Regions from separate parts of the Homo sapiens genome. Here region 2 is linked to region 1. Evidence: chromatin loops called from intact Hi-C (ENCODE). Cell type or tissue: PC-9. All regions are shown on one strand. Each heading gives the region's core, and the rest is flanking DNA. Links, peaks and the distances in the headings are about the cores only.

Region 1 (5,378 bases), core at 252-5,251:
ATCAACCCCTCAGTCATTGGTTTGTTTCAGGTTATACCACCATCATGTTGAACTTTTTAAAAAAGTATCTTAGCCCTCTGATCAAAGGGCAAAGGTGCTTACCTCCAGTTTCTTTCCCAGTGTCTTGTTATGAAAACTTGTGCTGGGCACGGTGGCTCACGCCTGTAATCCCAGCACTTTGGAAGGCCAAGGCGGGCAGATCACCTGAAGTCAGGAGTTCGAGACCAGCCTGGCCAACACGATGAAACCCCGTCTCTACTGAAAATACAAAAATTAGCCAGGTGTGGTGCCAGGTGCCTGTAATCCCAGCAACTTGGGAGGCTGAGGCAGGAGAATCGCTTGAACACAGGAGGCAGGGGTTGCAGTGAGCTGAGATTGCACCACTGCACTCCAGTCTGGGCAACAGAGCGAGTCTCCATCCCAAAAAAAAGAAAACTTGTAAATGATGTTCGGGGTTTGTTGGAATCCCTGTGGAGGTTCCAGGTCTCACCTGCACACTAAAATATTCTCCTTGTCTGTGGAAGCTTTCTGGTGCTCTAGCTTAAAAGGAGCACATCTAACTTTCTAATTCCAGTCTTTATCTTAATTTAAAAAAAAAAAAACACCCAAACGCCTTATGTGAAGTTTATTAGGGCAATAATGCTGTGGTATTGCTAATTGCTGGCAGACACATCAATCCATTTGTTTGCCTTACCCTAGAGGGATTTTAAAGTTATCAATTCTATTTGTTGGTTTCTAATAGAAAGCCAGGGCTTATCCCATAAATTCTGAAGCTGTGGAACTAGGAACATTAGGACTCTTCCTGCCTATTTTGGAGCATGTATCATTGCACTGGCTCCCTAACCCCAGGAGAGATATATTACAGATGGAGTGTATGCCCCATAAAATAAAGTGTCATATCTTCTTGACGCAGCAATTCTTAGCTGCAAAGACAATGATTCATCTAGTCAGTGCCAGCTTCTAAATGAGAAAAAAGAAAGAAAGATGATTAGGAAGATTCATCCTTTGACTCTCTGTCTCCATTTCTCTTCCAAGCCTACTTTTAGAAAACCACTAGGTTCCAGAATCTGCATCATGGGGTCTGAACTTTCTAGTTCTTGATCCTCAAAGGAGATAAAAGTGAAAGCAGAGTGCATCTTCTGAATAGCATCCTGGGGAAGGTGGGCTTTGTGAAGTAACCAGTTGTGTACAAATGAACAAGCTGGCTCCCACTCTCCTCTCTCACCTCTCCTCTGGCCTCAGTTCCTCCCTACCTTCCACCAGTCCAACCACAGTGGTCTCCTTAAAATGCCTCAGATACGCAAGTTCTTCATGATGACCTGGAGCTCTTTCCCCAGTCTCATGGCTGAGACTTTCTCAGCACAAATGACCACTTTCTCGGAGAAGCTTCCCCAATAACCCGGCTGAGAGGAGCTCCCACCCTATCCTGACAGTACTCTTTCAACACTTTGCCCTGTTGTATCTTTTCCTTAATGTACTAGCTAGAGTCATGGCTTTATTTACTTGCCCCAGTTTGTGCTTTTTAGTGTTTTTCTCATCTAGAAAATAAATACCATGAGAGCAAAAACCTCATTTGACTTTTTCTCTACTCTACTCCCAGGTACTGGAAGGAATTCTAGAATTTTTTTCCTCTGTTTTTAATATATTTTTACATTTTTAAATATTAACTTAAGCCCTTTTTCTTTCTTTCTTTTTTCTGAGACAGGGTCCCCCCTCCATCGCCCAGCCTGGAGGGCAGTGGCACAATCTCGGCTCACTGCAACCTCCGCCTCCCAGGCTCAAGCGATCCTCCCACCTCAGCCTCCCAAATAGCTGGGACTACAGGCATGCACCACCATGCTGGGCTATTGCTTTGTATTTTTGGTAGAGACAGGGTTTTCTGATGTTGCCCAGGCTGGTGTTGAACTCCTGAGCTCAAGCAATCCACCTGCCTCGGCTTCCCAAAGTGCTGAGATTACAGGCGTGATGCTTGTCTGAGATTGTAGAATTTAGTAAGTACAAAGAGTTCTTGATATGGGCTCAGATGATTTGGGTGGCAGTTCCAGAACTGTGTAAATGTGGTCCAGTTTCTTGTCTTCCTGAGTTTCATTCCCTCATCCGTAAAATGGGAGTAATAATACCTACCTCACAGAGTACTTGTGAAGATCACTGGAACAATGATCAAGAAAAAAATATATACATATATTTTTTGAGACAGGGTCTTCCTCTGTAGCCCAGGTTGGAGTGCAATGGCTTGATCACAGCTTGCTGGTCTCAAACTCTTGGGCTCAAGCAATCCACTTGCCTCAGCCTCCCAAAGTGCTAGGATTGCAGGCGTGAGCCACCACGCCTGGCCGATAAAATATTTTTTATTCTGTTACTGGTTTTACACTTGGGAGAGATATGAGGGTTTCCTAAAGGACCTTGATAAATGAAAGAATGACAATGAAATATCATGATACTGAAAGGGGAGCTCTCACAATCTGAGACAGGTGGTAAAATTTAAGATGCTTATCCCACCATATAGAAAGTATGTAAATTGATAACGACAAGAAATTACATCAATTGACTGTACAGATTCCAGAATGTTAGAGCAGGAAGATTTGTTAAGATATAGTTGAGTGATTTTTAGACGTGGGTCTCTGGAGTACTGGGGTTTTGTTGGAGTCCCCTGGGATCCAGGATATAGCGGGAAATAGCCAGGAAAGAGGAGGAGCTGAGCTGATAGAAATACATGCCCCATCTCCCCTAATTCAATCAGATTAACTGCATTTTATGCTTTTTTTTTTTTTTTTACATTGTTTCAGAAGCTAGTTATTTATTGCTCAGAACCCTTCCCTCACTCTTTCTTCCTGACCCTGATTTTTGTGTGCAGGGAAATGGGCTCAACTTCAAGCTATGGAGTGTGGTCAAGGTCATTCATGACAATCCTCTTCCTCAGTTTCTCAGTCTCCCTGGAAGCTATGGATTGGCATATGACCCAGTTTTAGCCCATGAAATGTGAGAATAAGCCACTTTAGCAGTTGCTGCTAAAGTTTTTAGGAAGCTTTTATTTTCTTACTAAAAAGGGACATATGTGGCTGATATGGTCCTTTCCTGTCTTCCTCCTCCCTTCCATGCTAACATCATGTCTGCCACTACAACAGCAATCTTGTGACCATGTGGCTGTAAGCACAGGAATGCCTGGAATCTCAGAAACATTGGCTCTGACCTCCGTGAGTCACTGAACCAATTCCGGCAACCACCTGGCTCCAGACTTCTTGCCATGTGAGGAAGAAGCCACTATTGTCTAAACCAGTGCAGAGTTTTCTGTCCTTGCGTCTCAAAAAGCATTCCTCACAGATATACATATATTGTGCTTCCAGATAAGATTTTGTTTAGGATTCTGAGTCTAAAAATAATTTGAAATCTGATCTCATACCATCTTTTCATTGTAGAGAGATAAGGTAACAGTTTCAGTTGTCTGTTGCTGCATTACAAACTATCTCAAAACTCCCTGGCTTAAAACAATAGCTGTTTTGTTACCTCTTAGAATTCTGTGAGCTGACTGGGTTCAGCTGGGCAGTTCCTCTGTTCCTTGGGATGTCTGCATTGCCTACAGTTACCATGAGGCTCAATGGGCTTGTCTAATGCCTTGACAGGAATAGTCAGAAGGCTGGGCTCGGCTGGGACACAGGTCCTTTCTCTCTCCTCATGCAGTTTCAGAGCTTCTCTCTGTCTACATGGCCTCTCCATGTTGACTTCGTACATGGCACCTTCACGCCCCCAAAAGCAGAAGCCACCAGGCCTTCCTAAGGCTTAGGCCCAGATCCAGCTTTGTGTAACATCTGCGGCATCCCTTTGGTTAAAATGAGTCAGGTTCAAGGATAGAGGACTATCTGAGGGCATAAATACAAGAGGTGTGTTTTATGGGAGGCAATCTTTGCAGGTTAGCTACTACAGAAACTGAGACTTAGACTGTGAAAAGTAGTTGTCTAAACTGATAGAGTCATAAGTATTTAAATTAGAACATCATTGAAGGGATGAGAGCTCCAAAGCGGGATAGAATGGGAGGGTGGAGGGGACAGGCAAGAGAAAGGACTTATCCTCAGCCCAGGGTTTTTAAATCTCAGGAGTGTTGACATTTGGGGCCAGATAATGTCTGGATGGCTGTCCTGTGAATTGTAGAATGTTTAGCAGTATTCCTGGCCTCTACCTGGATGCCATTAGCATCTCCCGTCCAATTTTTATTTTTTATTTTATTTTTTTGAGTCAGTGTCTCGCTTTGTCATCCAGGCTTGAGTGCAATGGCTTGATCTTAGCTCACTGCAAGCTTTATCTCCTGGGTTCAATTGATTCTCCTGCCTCAGCCTCCTGGGTAGCTGGGACTACATGCAGGCACCACCACACTCAGCTAATTTTTGTATTTTTAGTAGAGACAGGGTTTTGCCATGTTGGCCAGGCTGGTCTTTAACTCCTGACCTCAGGTGATCTGCCCACCTCCCAAAGTGCTGAGATTACAGGCGTGAGCCACAATACCCGGCCTCCCCTCCAATTTTGACAACTGAAAAAAATCTCCAGTCAGTTGCCAAATGTTCCATGGAGGCAAAACCACTCCCCGGTTGAGAACATAGCCCTAGCCTTAGTGATGTTTAGAGTATATCTATAACTACACAGAAGCCCAGCTGTCTCACATGTGGGTCCAGGCAGCATGTTTATATTCTTAAATTCTCCCAGTGGGAAATGAAGAAGGTAGGATACTCAATTTCACACTCTGGTCCACATGTTTTATGTGGACTCTTCACTTTGGAAAAAGCTTTTTTAGTTTTGCTGTAAGTTCCCCAACTTGACTTTTTTTTTTTTTTTCCGTGAGATGGATCTCGCTCTGTCGCCCAGGCTGGAGTGCAGTGGTACGATCTCGGCTGACTGCAACCTCCACCTCCCAGGTTCAAGGCTGAAGCTCCTGCCTCAGCCTCCTGAGTACCTGGGATTACAGGTGTGCACCACCACGCCTGGCTAATTTTTGTATTTTTAGTAGAGACAGGGATTTCCCCATGTTGGTCAGGCTGATCTGAAACTCCTGACCTTGTGATCTGCCTGCCTTGGCCTCCCAAAGTGCTGGGATTACAGACGTGAGCCAGCCAACCCGGCAATTTCACTTTTAAGGTTGTGTCTTCAAATGAAGCCTGAACGGGTGGTCCTTCATTGCCAGTGCATCGCACTAAGCACTTCCCTTCCTCTCTTTTAACCAGGAGTCATCCACAAATAAGTAGGTGGATTTTAAAGCCGTGGGACTGGGTGACATCAACTAGAGAAATCAGAAGATGAAGAAAGAAGAAAAGCTGGTGGCTTAGGCCAGGGTCTACCCTGAGGCCTTCTAACTTTTAAAGGTAAGTGTGTATGTGTATACATACATACAT
Region 2 (5,378 bases), core at 82-5,081, 120 kb before region 1:
CTCCAGCCTGGGCGACAAAGCAAGACTCCATCTCAAAAAAAAAAAAAAAAACACTGGTAAATGACTAAAGCATGAAAGTGAGTGGTTCCAAGATGCAATGCTCTAGAACACAGCAAAGAGTGAGAGACTCAGTGCCCTTTTCAAAATACTTTCAACTTAGAAATGCTTATTAGTATCTCCCCTCCTCATATGCTAAGCACCCCCTGAGGTAGACAGGCAACCCAGTCGGTCCACCCTGGGTGCTGACTAAAGACTTCTTGAATGTATCTGTTTCAATTATCTACTGTTTTATATCAGACTACCCAAAACTTAGTGGCTTAGAACAACCAACCACCATTTCATCTCTCTTACAACTCTGTGCATTTAGAATGTGAACAGGGAATGCAGTATCTTCTGTCTCAGCTCCCTGAGCTATCTGTTGGGGTGAACCATCTGGGGTCCCAGCTAGAATGGCTCAGACAGCTGGGTGCTGGCTCAAATTGCTTAGCTGGAATCACAGTATCATCACTTCTACCACACTCTTAAAGTGGTGCACAAGCCCTGTGTACCTTCAACAGGAGGGGACTCTCTAGGCACATGAAGTGGGTTTCACTGAGGCTATCTAGCCAACAGCTGACTGTAACTTACACACATCAATGAATGAACAAACTTCAATCACTGGCTCCATTCCTCTTTCCTCTGTCCTCCACAAAGACCAGTCATTTGCAGAGAGGAAATTAACTCATTGTTTCCCTTAACCATGGGAAAGAAACAAAGGGTTAAGTGGTCAGGTGCTAAACCTGAGGGGCATGGAGTTCTTAGACAGAAAGCTCCTCCATCCACATATAAGTTTCTCGGGGACAAAAACATTGTCTGTTCCCCACTGACCCTCAACTCTTGCCCATACTGCAGGCTCTAGAAAACTCGGAAGGAACCGTGATCCTCTGATGAGTCACTCAGCCTTGGCTTCTCCCTGGTGAAGACAGACAACAAGAAACACATTTCCATAAAGGTGCTGAGATAAGCAAAAACATAAATAACAAATGCAATATGGTCTAGAGATGGACTTGTTACACAATGGTGCTGTCCAGAGGAGTTCAGCAATAGCCAATAATTACAATGAGTCATTAGTAGGTGAGTGGCTCACACCGTCCCAATGCAGGAGAGCCAAGAAATAATAAGACAGGTCAATTCAATCCCACTGAAAGCTCAAGTTAATAAGAAATTTAAATATTTTTCAAAGAGTAGAGGTGATACAGACAAGAGGACACATCCTTTTCATCCATTTCCCCATAAGGATATACGGCTCCCTTAAAGGGTTTTTTTTTTGAGAAAGAGATCAGATCCTAAATGTATCACGAGGCCCCAAATGGTAAATTCAAATCCTATTCAAACTATTGTCAGGGAAGGAGAGAAAATGACAGACCAGCAAGCACATTCCTGAAGCAGCAAATTTAACAACCTCCCATAATCTCTTCCAGCTGAGCATGCGCTGCTCCACCGGGCCCTTCTATTCCCATTTGTAATTATTCAGTGCATTCATTTCTATCCTCCTCAACAGCTATCTAAGTCTGTTCTCTGGGAATCCTGTGAATATTTTCAGACAAAAAATTGTGCGGCAATTAAAAAGCTAGCTGCGTGTGGTAGCATGCACCTGTAGTCCTAGCTATTCAGGAGGCTGAGGCAGGAGGATCTCTTGAGCCCAGGAGTTTGAGGTTGTAGGGAGCTATGATCGTGCCACTGTACTCTAGGCTGGGTGACAGAGAAAGACCCTTTCTCAAAAAACAAAACAAAACAAAAACGGGATCTTTTTCAGCTTTCTAAAAAATAACCAGAGTTCTAAGAATTTGGGTCCCAGAACCTACAAATTAAATTGGAATCTACGACCCACCATTCATTAGTTAGGTAACACTACTGAACTTCGCAACTGGGCAACTATTGAACTTCTCTGAGCCTCAGTTTCCTCATCTAGAATATGAAAATAATTACAGCACCTACCTCCTAGAATGTTAAGGAGGATAAAAAAAATGATACCATGTATTTCAAGGTCTTCACCTGCAACACAGAACACAATAAGCTCTCAATAATTGCCAGCTACTATTATAACTTGTCTTTTTATACTGCACCTAACCCTAAATTAACAGTGCAACACTTCATTTTTTTTTAAATCTCATAATTCCACCCCATTCAATCCTAACTAAATTTAAAATACACACCAAAAACTAAAAAAGAGATACAGGCACAGCTGCCAAATGGCAAGTAAAAAGCCGTAATTTTCCATCATTGGAATATATTTAGTGATAACTATAAATGAAAAACTAAGGGGGGGGGGGGGGAAGCGAGCCCCCACTTAAAGTTACCCTTCCAGTCTGACAGTCTGAAAACCAAAAATGAAGTCAGACTTCCGCTCGCTTCACTCCTTTCCACTCCCGTCTGTCAAAGTTGGGTGGAGAACTCCCACATTTCCTGTTCTGAGCCCGGAGCTCTCTGCCAGGTAAAGCAATAGACACTCCAGCTTGTGCTGGGACAGCTGGGACCATCGGAGGGCCGGGCACTCACGAAGTTTCATATCATTCTTTCTAGGTTAGTTCTGATGAAATCAACACCCTGAACTGAAGGCCCCGGGCGGCCAAGATAAAAGATTAAGTCATCAAATGACTAGCATACTTGCTTCTTAACAAGCAACTCTTGTGGTTGTCATACACGAATGACGTCATCTCCAACACACACCTTGTCAGGTATTCTATTCCCAATTTTCTCACAGCTGAAAAGGAACCAGACTGCTGATTTTCTCAATTTGCTTAGCAGAGGCAGAAATTTAATTGGGATATATATGGTTCTTTAGATTTTCTTCTGCAGATTATTTTGCCTCCAGCACTTTACATTCCCCAGGGAATGGTTTTTGTTGTAGGGAGTACTTAAAAATGCATCTATGTACCCACCCTACCTCAGTGGAAGTGGTCTGGCAGCACCTCCTCACATACCCTGACCACCAGCAGCACTGTGCAAGACCTTATACAAGATCCAAACCACTAAAACCTCCACCAACTTATCCACAGACCAAAATTCAGATTTGCCAAGATTTATAAAATGATTGCAATGTCATGCTACAAAGAAAAGAATATCGGCCTCACAGAACTCAGTAAAAATAATATCAGCCAGGCGCGGTGGCTCACGCCTGTAATCCCAGCACTTTGGGAGGCTGAGGCAGGTGGATCACGAGGTCAAGAGATCAAGACCTTCCTGGCCAACATGGTGAAACCCCATCTCTACTAAATATACAAAAAATTAGCCAGGCGTGGTAGCGGGTGCCTGTAGTCCCAGCTACTCGGGAGGCTGAGGCAGGAGAATGGCATGAACCTGGGAGGCGGAGGTTGCAGTGAGCCGAGATCGCGCCACTGCACTCCAGCCTGGGCGACAGAGCAAGACTCCGTCTCAAAAAGAAAATATCATATCCATGATGAAATTTCATGGAGTTCTGTACCAAGTCAACCTACCCACCATCTAAAATTCTCTTGTTCAACTATTGCTTTTGTGTTTCCTCTTTTCCCTCTCCACACACACCCTCTCCCCCTCGACACCAGGAACCTAAGACCCATGAGAGCAAGGACTGTTCGCCAACTCTAGTCTCACAAGACAAGGCAAAATAGTAGTTGTTGGCTGGGTGTGGTGGCTCCTGCCTGTAATCCCAGCAGTTTGAGAGGCCAAGGTGGGTGTATCACTTGAGGTCAGGAGTTCAAGACCAGCCTGACCAACAGGGGGAAACCCCAGCTACTCAGGAGGATGAGGCTGGAGAAACGCTTGAACCCGGGAGGCAGAGGTTGCAGTGAGCCAAGATTGCGCCATTGCACTCCAGCCTGGGCGACAGAGCTAGACTCTGTCTCGGGAAAAAAAAAAAAAAAACAAACAGTAGTTGTGGTGGATTCCGTTATTTTTTTTGGCAAATATTCTCTCCCTCCTCCTCCCCCAGCCTTCATGGGAAGACTATACTTCCCTGACTTGCTCTGGGTATGTGCTGAAATGACAGTGTGTCATGTCAGTCCCAGGACCAGGCTGCAGAATGAGACACATACAGCACAGTTTCCCAGTCAACTTGCAGACCCCTGAGTGTGAGAATACTTCATGCTGAATGCCACACAGTTTAGGGTAGTTTGTTACATAGCTTTTTCGTGCCAAGAAATGAGTGATACAGCAAGCTCTCAATAAACATTTGCTGAAGTAACAAATGAAAAGACTCAACTTGTTAGCACTTGCAAAAACCCATTAATTGTGACAATTCTGCAACAAATCAAGTATTAAGCCTAGTTTTTACTCTAGAATATACTCCTTTAATAAAAATTACATATTTAGAGGTTAAGATTTAAGAGACCAAGACTAATCTGTTAGGCCTTCCTTATTTGACTAGAGCCAAAAGATAATGATCACTTATCCCATTTGTAGATTATACTCTGAAACCATTTGATGGTTTTTTTGGGGGGTTTTTCTTTTTTTTTACCCTTTCCTTTCCTAAAATGCTGGTGAAAGCTTCAAGCCCATAAGATACCAATTTTTACAGGGTACTATTCCTTTCATCTAATGCAAAAAGCCTTGAAGCTCATAAAAATGAGGCTATGAACTTTTAAGGCACATAGCTTGTAGGGTTAGTGTTGATGTATTTCCATTACTTGAAACATTTAATGGAAGTAGTTTAACAGTTCACTTACATATTGTGTTTACAGTTATTTCATTTCTTAACAGAGAATAGAATCACATCTAAATGGGGATAAAATCGCATTACATTCTAGAAGTACCTTTTCATTCTGACCCTTTATCACTCAAGGTAAGGGCTATAAAAGAATCCCTTTTTTAAAAAAAAAATTTATTTGAAGTTCCGGGGTACATGTGCAGGATGTGCAGGTTTGTTAGGTAGGTAAACATGTGCCATGGTGGTTTGCTGCACCTATCAGCCATCCCTTAGGTATTAAGCCCAGCATGCATTAGCTATTTTTCCTGATGCTCTCCTCCGCACAACCCCGCACTCCCTGACAGGCACCAGTGTGTGTTGAAAAGAAGCCCTTTTTCAATGAAATTATAATTTAGGGGGATAAGGAGAGGAAAGACAGGCAGAAATGAGAAAGAATCAATAAAATCTGGGAGCAATATGCTTCCTCATCTATGGTACTGATATGCTTACTTTCAATGTGCCAAGCATATGCAATATCAAAATTTCACATGTATAAATGATTATGACCTACCGATATCTTTCTTTACCCCTCAAGTGTGAGGGGAAAAAAATGGGAAAAGCACCTAACAGAGTCTTCAGGCCTTATGGCAAATATATGGTGAAATATTCCATGAATAAAACAAGTCTATTTTAACATATACTTTCAGACCACCTTGGGAAGTTAATCGTTTTCTCC

What was found. Peaks named below come from ENCODE experiments on the same cell type or tissue, not always from the same donor. Only the 100,000 strongest peaks of a DNase experiment are listed, where the experiment ranks them.
Region 2: it touches region 1 in a loop (4-fold over the local background); 1 of 110 quality-filtered maps calls a loop at or near these places.

The regions. Positions count from the first base shown.
Region 1 is chr3:66,112,861-66,118,238 of GRCh38, forward strand. No RefSeq gene overlaps it. Among named protein-coding and RNA genes, the nearest start is that of MAGI1, 77 kb to the left of the region's middle. In PC-9, for the core only: no CTCF peak of the experiment used is centred there; a DNase peak (open chromatin) is centred at 3,211; H3K27ac peaks cover 1,393 bases.
Region 2 is chr3:65,994,240-65,999,617 of GRCh38, forward strand. The region is part of intron 1 of MAGI1 (membrane associated guanylate kinase, WW and PDZ domain containing 1); the gene reads right to left. LOC124900543 (a long non-coding RNA gene) reads right to left here. Exons shown (of 2, transcript XR_007095951.1): 1 at 1-5,378. Among named protein-coding and RNA genes, the nearest start is that of MAGI1, 42 kb to the right of the region's middle. RefSeq lists an enhancer at 5,344-5,378. In PC-9, for the core only: no CTCF peak of the experiment used is centred there; DNase peaks (open chromatin) are centred at 1,032 and 2,612; H3K4me3 peaks cover 662 bases; H3K27ac peaks cover 2,117 bases.